Regions from separate parts of the Homo sapiens genome. Here all the other regions are linked to region 1. The links are chromatin contacts, found by Hi-C in ENCODE. All regions are on one chromosome and are shown on one strand. Each heading gives the region's core, a stretch centred on a gene start or an enhancer-like site at or near the end of the contact. The rest is flanking DNA. Distances are from core to core; before and after follow the strand shown. Region 1 holds the start of UBA3 (ubiquitin like modifier activating enzyme 3). Region 2 holds the start of PPP4R2 (protein phosphatase 4 regulatory subunit 2). Region 3 overlaps PDZRN3 (PDZ domain containing ring finger 3).

Region 1 (2,857 bases), core at 115-2,614:
ATAGGGACTGTGAACTCTATTCCCACGCTCACTGCCTGGCATTGACTTTCAGCTCAGTGAATGCTATTGAACTGAACCTAATTGGGGGACCATAAAGGACAAGCTTTCCTTAAGGTTCACTGAAAACTAGGACAAGAGGAGGTTAAATATCACAGTGTAGTAACAGCAGCTACATTTACTGAGTACCCATCAGGCTTTATGTACTCCATTTCAGTGGCCCTCAAACTTTACCAGTGGAGAATCACCCCAGGCTTTGCAGAAGGCTGAAGGGTGGGGTGGCGGGGGGGCGGTGGGGAGCGTGGTGGGGGCGGTGAGGGGTGAAAATTTGTGTTAAAAAAAACTTCCCAAGTGATGTTGATCAGGAACTGTATTTTGAGAGCCACTCTGGATTTTACTTAATTATCAGTCTTACAAGGTGAATAGTGTTATGCCCACTTTATAAATGAAGAAATAGAAGTGTCTAAGGGTTTCGTAGCTCACAACTGAGAAGAATTTAAAATCAGTTACTTTTGATTCCAAATATCATTCTTGTCCCACTCCATAGAAGGAGATGTGTGTGTACGTGTATATACATACATTTTTGAACATGATCATTTCCCTCTATCCAGCCATCCAGATTCACAGTGTATATTTGTATTTCTGACTCTAGAAGAAAATAATTGAAACTTTTATCACAATTTATCTTTAGGTGATAGGATTATGGGTGTTCTCAGTTATTCTTTGATTTTTGTGATTGTTTTCCTTTATACTTTTTTCTTTGTATCTAAATATACACATTTATCTCAGGAAAAGTTTTAATCATTTTGTTTCCGCTGAACTTATCTAACAGAATGTGACATGAAAATATTAATGCTGATTTGTTCAAAGAAAATAATAATCTCCCACCCCACCAATGTAAACGGATTTAGATAAATTTATTATTCAAGTGAGTACTTATAAAGGCAAAGACTTTGGAACCATCCTGAAAAGCAGAAAGTGAAAATTTCCTTGATCTTTGCCCCCAGAGGAAAGCTCTGGCATACTGGGAGGGTTCTTCACGAATTTTTCATAGAATATACCAATATTTTGTATAATTACGTATTAACATATAGTTTGTGTAAACGCATAATGTATTGTCTACATTTTCACGCTGCAGAGCAACATTATGCACGGTATAAGATTCACCTAATTAAGCGTAGGTAATTAAGATTATAATTACAGGGCAAGACTTTAAAGCCCATGGGAGCCCAGCCGCAGTCAACCTCGCACCTCCCTGCCGGTTGTGTTTCTGGCCTCGCCCCTCCCCGCTTCGCCAGCCCCGCCCCTCCCCGCTTTGCCAGTCCCGCTCCTCCCCGCCCTGCCGCGCGTGGGCACCTGGGAAGAGGCGGAGAACAATATGGCGGATGGCGAGGAGCCGTAAGTACCGGGGCTCTGCAGACGCGCCGGGCTGGGCTGGGTTGTGAGAGAGCGCGGCGGTGGGCGGTTGCCGCCGCCACCCGGGGTCCCCACACCCCCCGCCCCGTCCCCTCGCCCCCCTCCCCTCGCGGCGCCCAGTGTGTAGCGCGATGCTGACCCTTCTTTTATTCTCTCTTTTAGGGAGAAGAAAAGAAGGAGAATAGAGGAGCTGCTGGCTGAGAAGTTAGTGCTGCCGGGAGGCCGGGGCCCTCTCCGGGGACCCCCGCCTCCCCCCACCCCAGGCCTAGGGGACCAGCCGCAGCGGGCCCGGGGGGCTGGGAGGGGGACACCCGGAGCGCAGGCCGCGCTGCCTCATCCCCTGATCCCCGCCCCGCAGCCCCGGGGGCCTGGCGGGCCGCTCCCGGTATCTGCCCGGTGCGGGCGTCGGGGCCAGGCTGTACTGCCCCAGCTCCTGCAGGGGCCCTCCGGGGTGCTTGACGTAAAGGTCTTGAGGAAGGACCCTTGTGCACTCCTCTTCCTCCATCCCAAATTGTCAGAGCAGTGACCCTGTGAAAAGGCAATCTACCTTAAACACACAGGAAAAGGACACAAGACCGTTTTGTGGCCTTTTGCAAACACTGAGACAGTAGTACTAATTGCAAACTTTTAATGATAACTCTACATGTCAGGTATTGTACTAAGCACTCCAGTCATTTTGGCAGAATAATTGGCTCTTAAAAGATCTGGAAAGAGGTTGTTGACTTCAAACAGCCTATTTATCCCTTTTACTACACACCCTATTTCTTATCAGATGCTTAATTCTATGCTGGTGAGACAGATTTAATCGAAGTGTTTTCTAACCTGGCCAGCGCCACATAATTTACTCCCCTCCCTGCCTGGGCAGGGAAAAAATACTCTTGCATTGGTTATGGTGAGTTTGTAAATTTCCGTGCCGATTCCCAGTAGCAGTGCTTTGATCTTTATGTGTGTCCCTCAGTTGAATTTCAGCTGCAAGAGGACCGGGATGACAAACTTAATTTCACATTCTTTCCTGCCTTTTATTTCCCTCCCACTTTTACATGAAATCACAATTAAACATTGCTTACCATATCCCACGTACTGTACTGAGTCTTCTGTGTGATTATCTATATCCTCATGGCTGAAAGAAGTAGCTATGAACGGCCTGCAGATGAGGTTTATGTCTATTAAGTAATCTGCTCAAGGTCACAGTGCTGTTAATTGTGGAACCCAACACAACTCTGACATCAAAACGTATGGTTTTTATTGCTAGGCAATACTTCTTGGTCCCTTTTGTAAAAATTGGATATTACTAATATATTTGACGGTAGAAACTGTGGAGTTATAGGAAATTAGAAAATTAAAAATAATCACAACCAAACGTGAATCTTAACTAAGTATAAAATAGATGAATTTTGTAGAGGAGTCCCACCTTATTCTGTTGTATGTTCTAAAAGGTTTGTAG
Region 2 (2,700 bases), core at 198-2,697, 3.9 Mb before region 1:
TGAATTATTTAATTATCCCAAAATATACTTTTTTCCCTTTCCTGAGCAATTCTTAATAATGCACTGGTCTATAACGACAAATGCATGTTTTCAACTCACATTGTTTCTCCAGTCTTGGCTACATGACAAAGAAACTGATCCAGGACAGGACAAACTTCCTTTTTCCCCCTCTTCTCAAAATCTAGATGAAGGAAGAAAAAAAAACGTTATCAGTTTTCTCAAAAGCGCTCTAAAAACAAACTTTCCTCCTAGTCCTTTACCTTATTAAAAATCAATTAAATACAAAATTAAAAAAATAAGGCCTCTCAACCAAATTACCACCTCAATCCTCCAAGTTCTACTTCCAACATGTCACCCTCTTTACAGATAACAAGAATCCTCCTAAAGGGGGCACTCAACTTCACAAACCATTTTTAACGCAGTGCTTCTCGAAGTGTGGTCCGGGGGAACACCAGCATTATATTAAGCTGGGAATCCAGTGAAAATAAAAATCCCCAGGCCCCGACTCCCACCAATTGTTCATCTAAGTCCATAAATCTGCCTTTCTAAGAAGCACCAACTACCCCAAGTTGCCGTCCCCAAATGATTCTGAATGTCAAAGAATAATTCTCAAAACGCTGAAATCTCTCTACTCGAAGTTTGTAAGCCACTGTTCTCAAGCCTGTTGCGTGGAAGGCGTGCAATCAAGAACAGTGAAGGCAACCACCTCGAAATTAGGGCGCGGAAAGATGACTTCAAAAGCCCTGAAAAAGGCATACTGAGACAACTTAAAAGTTGCGATGCTACCCCCTACCCCCGCCCCCACCAACCGTTTACTTTTTCTCCCACCCCAACGCCTAGCGTACGGGTAGCCTGGTGGAGAAAAGAGGATATCTGGGAGGGAGGGGTCTGCGGGTCCGCCACTCGTCCCCTGAACGGGTGGGAGAAAGACTGGGGCCCCCGCAAGAGTTTCCCCGGCTCCCCTCCCCCAGCCCAGACGCCGGCGGCCGACACAAAGCCAGAGCGGGGCGGGAGAGAGCTGCCCACAGGGCTCCCCGCCCCTGGGGAGGTGGAGGGGGATGGGAGCCCGGGAAGCACTCTCCCCACGCCGCGCCCGGCCCCGGTCCTCGGAACCATCCGCCCTGAAAGGAGAGAAGAGCGAGCCGGAGAAGGTGAGGGGGAATGGAGAGGGGGCAGCTACCCCCACCTTTCAGCGCCTCCTGGAGCCTCTCGACGTCCATGGCTTCCCGGAGTCCCTCACAGCCTCCGCCTCCCTCCGCGGGTCTCTTGGGGACCGGAACGCCTCCCCCCACCCCCCCGACGCCCTCCCCCTCCCTCGCACACACTCCGGCACGCAGGCGACCGGGGGGGGGAAACGAAGGGAGCCGGGGGAAGCGTGCGAGAGAGCAAGACCGACAGAGCGAGCACCTCCCCAAGCCGCTACCACCAACCCTCCAACATGGCGCCCGGTACGTCACCGCGCGCACGCTCCCTGCCGCCGTCCTCGCTCCCGCCGCGCGCTCCGGCCCGGAACCCGAGAGCGCGTGCGCGGCCGAGGTGTGACGCTGGGGCCCAGTGGCGTCTGCGTCCCGGCGGCTTCCAGAGCCTCAGCCCCAGCCCCAGCCCCAGGCCCAGGCTCCGCGGAGCTGAAGACTGGACGGTCAGGCGAGAGGGTTGCAGGCGGACTCCTAGGCTTTGAATCCCTGCCATTTCCTCTCTGTGTGAACTTAAGCTACTTACTTCGCCTGTCTGAGCCTCATTTTCCCCATCTGTACAGTAAGGGCACTGGTACTGATGCCCTATGCAGTTGCTGTGAGAATTCAGTGTATACACTTCACGTTCAGAATGCGCCTAAAAAACGTAGAGCGAGGCCGGGCAGGGGGCTCAGGCCGGTGATCCCAACACTTTGGGAGGGAGGCCGAGGCGAGAGGATCGCTTGAGCCCAGGAGTTCGAGACCAGTCTGGGTAACAAAATGACCCCGCTCCCTCGCCCTTCTCTATATAAAAATAAATACAGGCCGGGCGCGGTGACTCAAGCCTGTAATCCCAGCACTTTGGGAGGCTGGGGCGGGCGGAGCACCTGAAGTCAGGAGTTGAAGACCAACCTGGCCAACATGGCGAAACCCCGTCTCTACTAAAAATACAAAATGTAGTCGGGCGTGGTCGCTCGTGCCTGTAATCCCAGTTACTCGGGAGGCTGAGGCACGAGAATCGCTTGAATCCAGGAGGCGGAGGTTGCAGTGAGCCGATATCGCGCCACTGCCTCCAGCCTAGGCGACAAAGCGAGACTGTTTCAAAAAAATAATAATAAAATTAACAATACATACATACACTAAGCATTGCTAATAATCCTAACAAGAATACCTCCCTGCTTAACCCAACGTTCGTTCGTCACTGGCCCACCTGTGGCAAGAAGTAATGTATACAGCAAAGTCATTAAGAGCTCAAGGTTTGGAATCAATATTCAAATCCCAACTCAACTACTTACTCCTTGTGTGGCCCTGAAGTAGTTACCTAAACTCAGGCAGCTTCAGGGTTCTTATTTATAAAATGAGGGTTGTAAAACGGCCACGAGGATTGAGTGAAATGGCAAATGTGAAACATTTGGCACAGTGCGTGAAACCTGGAACACTCAACGTGGCTGGGTTTTTATTACCACTGTTAGCATTATTACATGACATAATCTCCCAGGAGGTAGGAGAGGGCGGAAACCTCAGAAGT
Region 3 (2,718 bases), core at 35-2,534, 4.4 Mb before region 1:
CTTAGGAAACATTTTCCAAAAACCAATGCTGTTAGAACTTGCAGTGGAACTGGGCTGACTTATTTTCTTCCTTCAGAGGTCTTTAATTAATAAAAAGAGAACTGAGAGTAAAGGAAAAGGCACAGTCCATCCAGTGCCTCCTAAGGACCCTTCTCATCATCGTCCTCCAGAGGAGGTACCTATGGCGTGTGCTGCCCAGCTGTTGGTGGTTGGGAGTGTGAATCAGACTGAGACTCTGTCTAGGGGTGCTGGTTTGAGTTTTTTAAGTCAATTGCCTCATCTACGTAAAGCATGCAGTTAGAACAGGCTTTTCTTACACCCCAGACTGAAGCATTTTTTAGTCGAGAAGTCAATTTAAGGGAGGCAATATATTCTTTTGCAGCCTGTGCCATAAGAATAAAAGTCCAGGCTGCCACTTATTACAGTTTAACTGAATGATGGATTCTAGCCTGTTTTAATTAAATTACATATTCAATTATTTTTGTTTGAAATTAAAAGCTTGATTATATTACCGAATGCTATGTAATTTTACACGCGTTGTTCGCTTATTTAACAGTGAGGCGTGGGATATGATTAACAATGTGGCTGCCAGTAGAAAGAAGCAAAATAATTATTTGTTCAATATACAAGTCCTCATCATGATTCAGAAATCAATATGCATCCACGGAGGATTTGCTCGCACTGTGGATTATGGAACTCAGTGTGGCCTTCCCTCATTTCCCTATGAATGTAAAACCTGGAGACTTTGGTTCACCAGGCAGGTTTTTATTTCCCTCTCTCTCTTTTTTTTTTTAAAGACTGATGTTTAACTACAGCCGTTGGGACTTAAATCAGAGCATCCAGTGCCCGAATATGAATATTAATCAGATGCCAGGCCATGGAGTTCCTCGCCGAGTTTGACAGTTTAAAGGATCAGTTAGTTAATTAGAAGATGACATGGCACGCTGGGTCCCAAGGCTCTGTCCTGCCTTCTGTCTCCTCTTTTCATTTCCCTTTTTGACAAGTTGGATTACATCATTACTTGTAGTTTCACTTGTTAGCCCCACCATGAAATGAGAATATTTTATGCTTTAATTATCTGTGATTTCTTCCCCCTTTCTCTGCAAAGACCAGGCTTAAAATGAAACTCAAAGAAACATAAGAATCAGAGGTTCAAAGTCCCATGAAAATCAGTCTTGTGACTCCAACCATGCCACACACCACATTGCAGTGAGAAATAGAAGGTTTGTGGTAGCATGAGAAACTGGGTTGTGGTAGTCATGGTGACTGGTTTTAAATATAAAAGGTGCCTGTCCTGACTTTCGTGCCACAAGTACAGATGTATCACACCAGGTGTTTCCATGGCTTCTCTGGCTTGAGGTGTTACATACTGTGAATATCCTCAGGGGTAGCCACAAATTATTCTGGCCTATGTTTCTTGCCCACCCTAGTAGCTAAATGCACCCCAATGTCTGAACAATTCTGTTCTAAATGTTTTTTTCTTGCCATGATATTGCTCACTTGTGAAGCTTCTATTAAATAAAGTTTACATGTGGTCTGTATAGCAGCTTAGTCCCCAGGAAAAAAAAACAAGATTGAGATTAGTGTTTAGCTCTTCAAATGAAGGTTTTTCTGATGCCCTAAGTAGAATTAACTCTTCACTCCTTTCTCCCCATCTACTCTGCAGACAGCTGCTGTGGCACATCTAAAGTTTAATTACACCAGACGCTGAGCTATACAAGGGATGGAACTAGGGTTCAGCATCATCCCTAGCAAACATTAAAAGTGAAAATGTAAAAAAGAAAGGAAGAAAACTAAAATCTACTGAGCATTTACCATTAATGCTGCAAGCCAGCCACTTCACTGAGTAACTCTGTATGAGTAATTTCTCATTAGTCTTCACAACAATCGTAGGTGGTTAGAAGAAAAAATGAAGACTTGGGAAGAATCTTGCCAGGTCACAATGGCATGTGCTAAAGAAGCTGAGCTGGGATTTGAAATTAGGCAGTCTGATCCCAGATTCCCCTCCTGTGCTGAATCTCACATGGTAGGTGCTTATTTACGGGTGATGAAAGAGAAGGATGTTTTTGGTTGTCAGAGGGCATTTCTAATAGGTTGAACTCCCACTGGCAGTATATGGAGACAGAAGAGAGGTGGGAAGAAGAAAATGTGTGTGCTAGATATGATCCTTACTACTGGAAAAGCTATGATATTTAGGGCATATCTATATTTATGTAGAATGCAAGAGGAAAAGGAGCTAGCAGGCATTACCAGAGGGATCTGGGTAGATGAGGAATGTATACTATGAAAGGACCAGGGAAGAGTTAAGAAGGAGTGTAGAGTCAACAGGGTCAGGTGTTACAGGGAAGGTCAAGGCAGGTGGTGGTCTTTAGGAGAAAGAACATCAACATGGTTAACAGAAGGCTGGGGCCACATCTCAGTTCCGCCGGTAAGTAATCTTTTTGGACTGCAACTGAATTATCTCTAAAGCCAGTGGAGGTAAATCTTGAACTATGGACCTCCACGTCCTCCTATTTAGATAGTTTGAATGGAGGACTTACAACAAGCTCTTGGTTGCGGCAATTGGGAGGTCATTATGACCCCAGATGGGACAGCTATAGTAGTGTGTGTTCGGCTATGGAGGAAGGATTGCAGAGGGCAAACCAAAGAGAATGGGTGGAGGTGAGAAAGAAGAGAAGTTAAGTGTAGACTGCTCTATGGAGGAACGTGTCAGCAAAA

What was found. A loop is a pair of places that touch in the nucleus more often than their neighbours do. Pooled maps may share reads with other maps.
Region 2: a loop to region 1 is called in a pooled map, with 4 times the contacts of the local background. The contact joins the promoter of PPP4R2 here to the promoter of UBA3 in region 1. A Hi-C loop is called at or near these places in 11 of 50 pooled maps.
Region 3: a pooled map shows a loop between it and region 1 (8-fold over the local background). The contact joins the enhancer-like site here to the promoter of UBA3 in region 1. A Hi-C loop is called at or near these places in 2 of 37 single-sample maps with no recorded cell type and 3 of 50 pooled maps.

What each region holds. Positions count from the first base shown.
Region 1 is chr3:69,078,872-69,081,728 of GRCh38, reverse strand. It overlaps UBA3 (ubiquitin like modifier activating enzyme 3), which reads left to right and starts at 1,364. Exons shown (of 18, transcript NM_003968.4): 1 at 1,364-1,395; 2 at 1,576-1,617. The coding sequence starts at 1,376. RefSeq lists silencers at 1,256-1,325, 1,446-1,535, 1,656-1,885.
Region 2 is chr3:72,995,558-72,998,257 of GRCh38, reverse strand. PPP4R2 (protein phosphatase 4 regulatory subunit 2) reads right to left here and starts at 1,447. Exons shown (of 9, transcript NM_174907.4): 1 at 1,187-1,447; 2 at 100-181. The coding sequence starts at 1,220. LOC124909395 (a long non-coding RNA gene) reads left to right here and starts at 1,067. Exons shown (of 2, transcript XR_007095961.1): 1 at 1,067-1,151. RefSeq lists enhancers at 463-512, 1,773-1,822 and a silencer at 963-1,592.
Region 3 is chr3:73,447,442-73,450,159 of GRCh38, reverse strand. The region is part of intron 3 of PDZRN3 (PDZ domain containing ring finger 3); the gene reads left to right. Among named protein-coding and RNA genes, the nearest start is that of PDZRN3-AS1, 170 kb to the left of the region's middle. RefSeq lists an enhancer at 1,093-1,162. Within about 2 kb of position 1,284, at least 3 of the 41 ENCODE cell types and tissues checked have a DNase peak (open chromatin) inside an H3K27ac peak, as active enhancers do.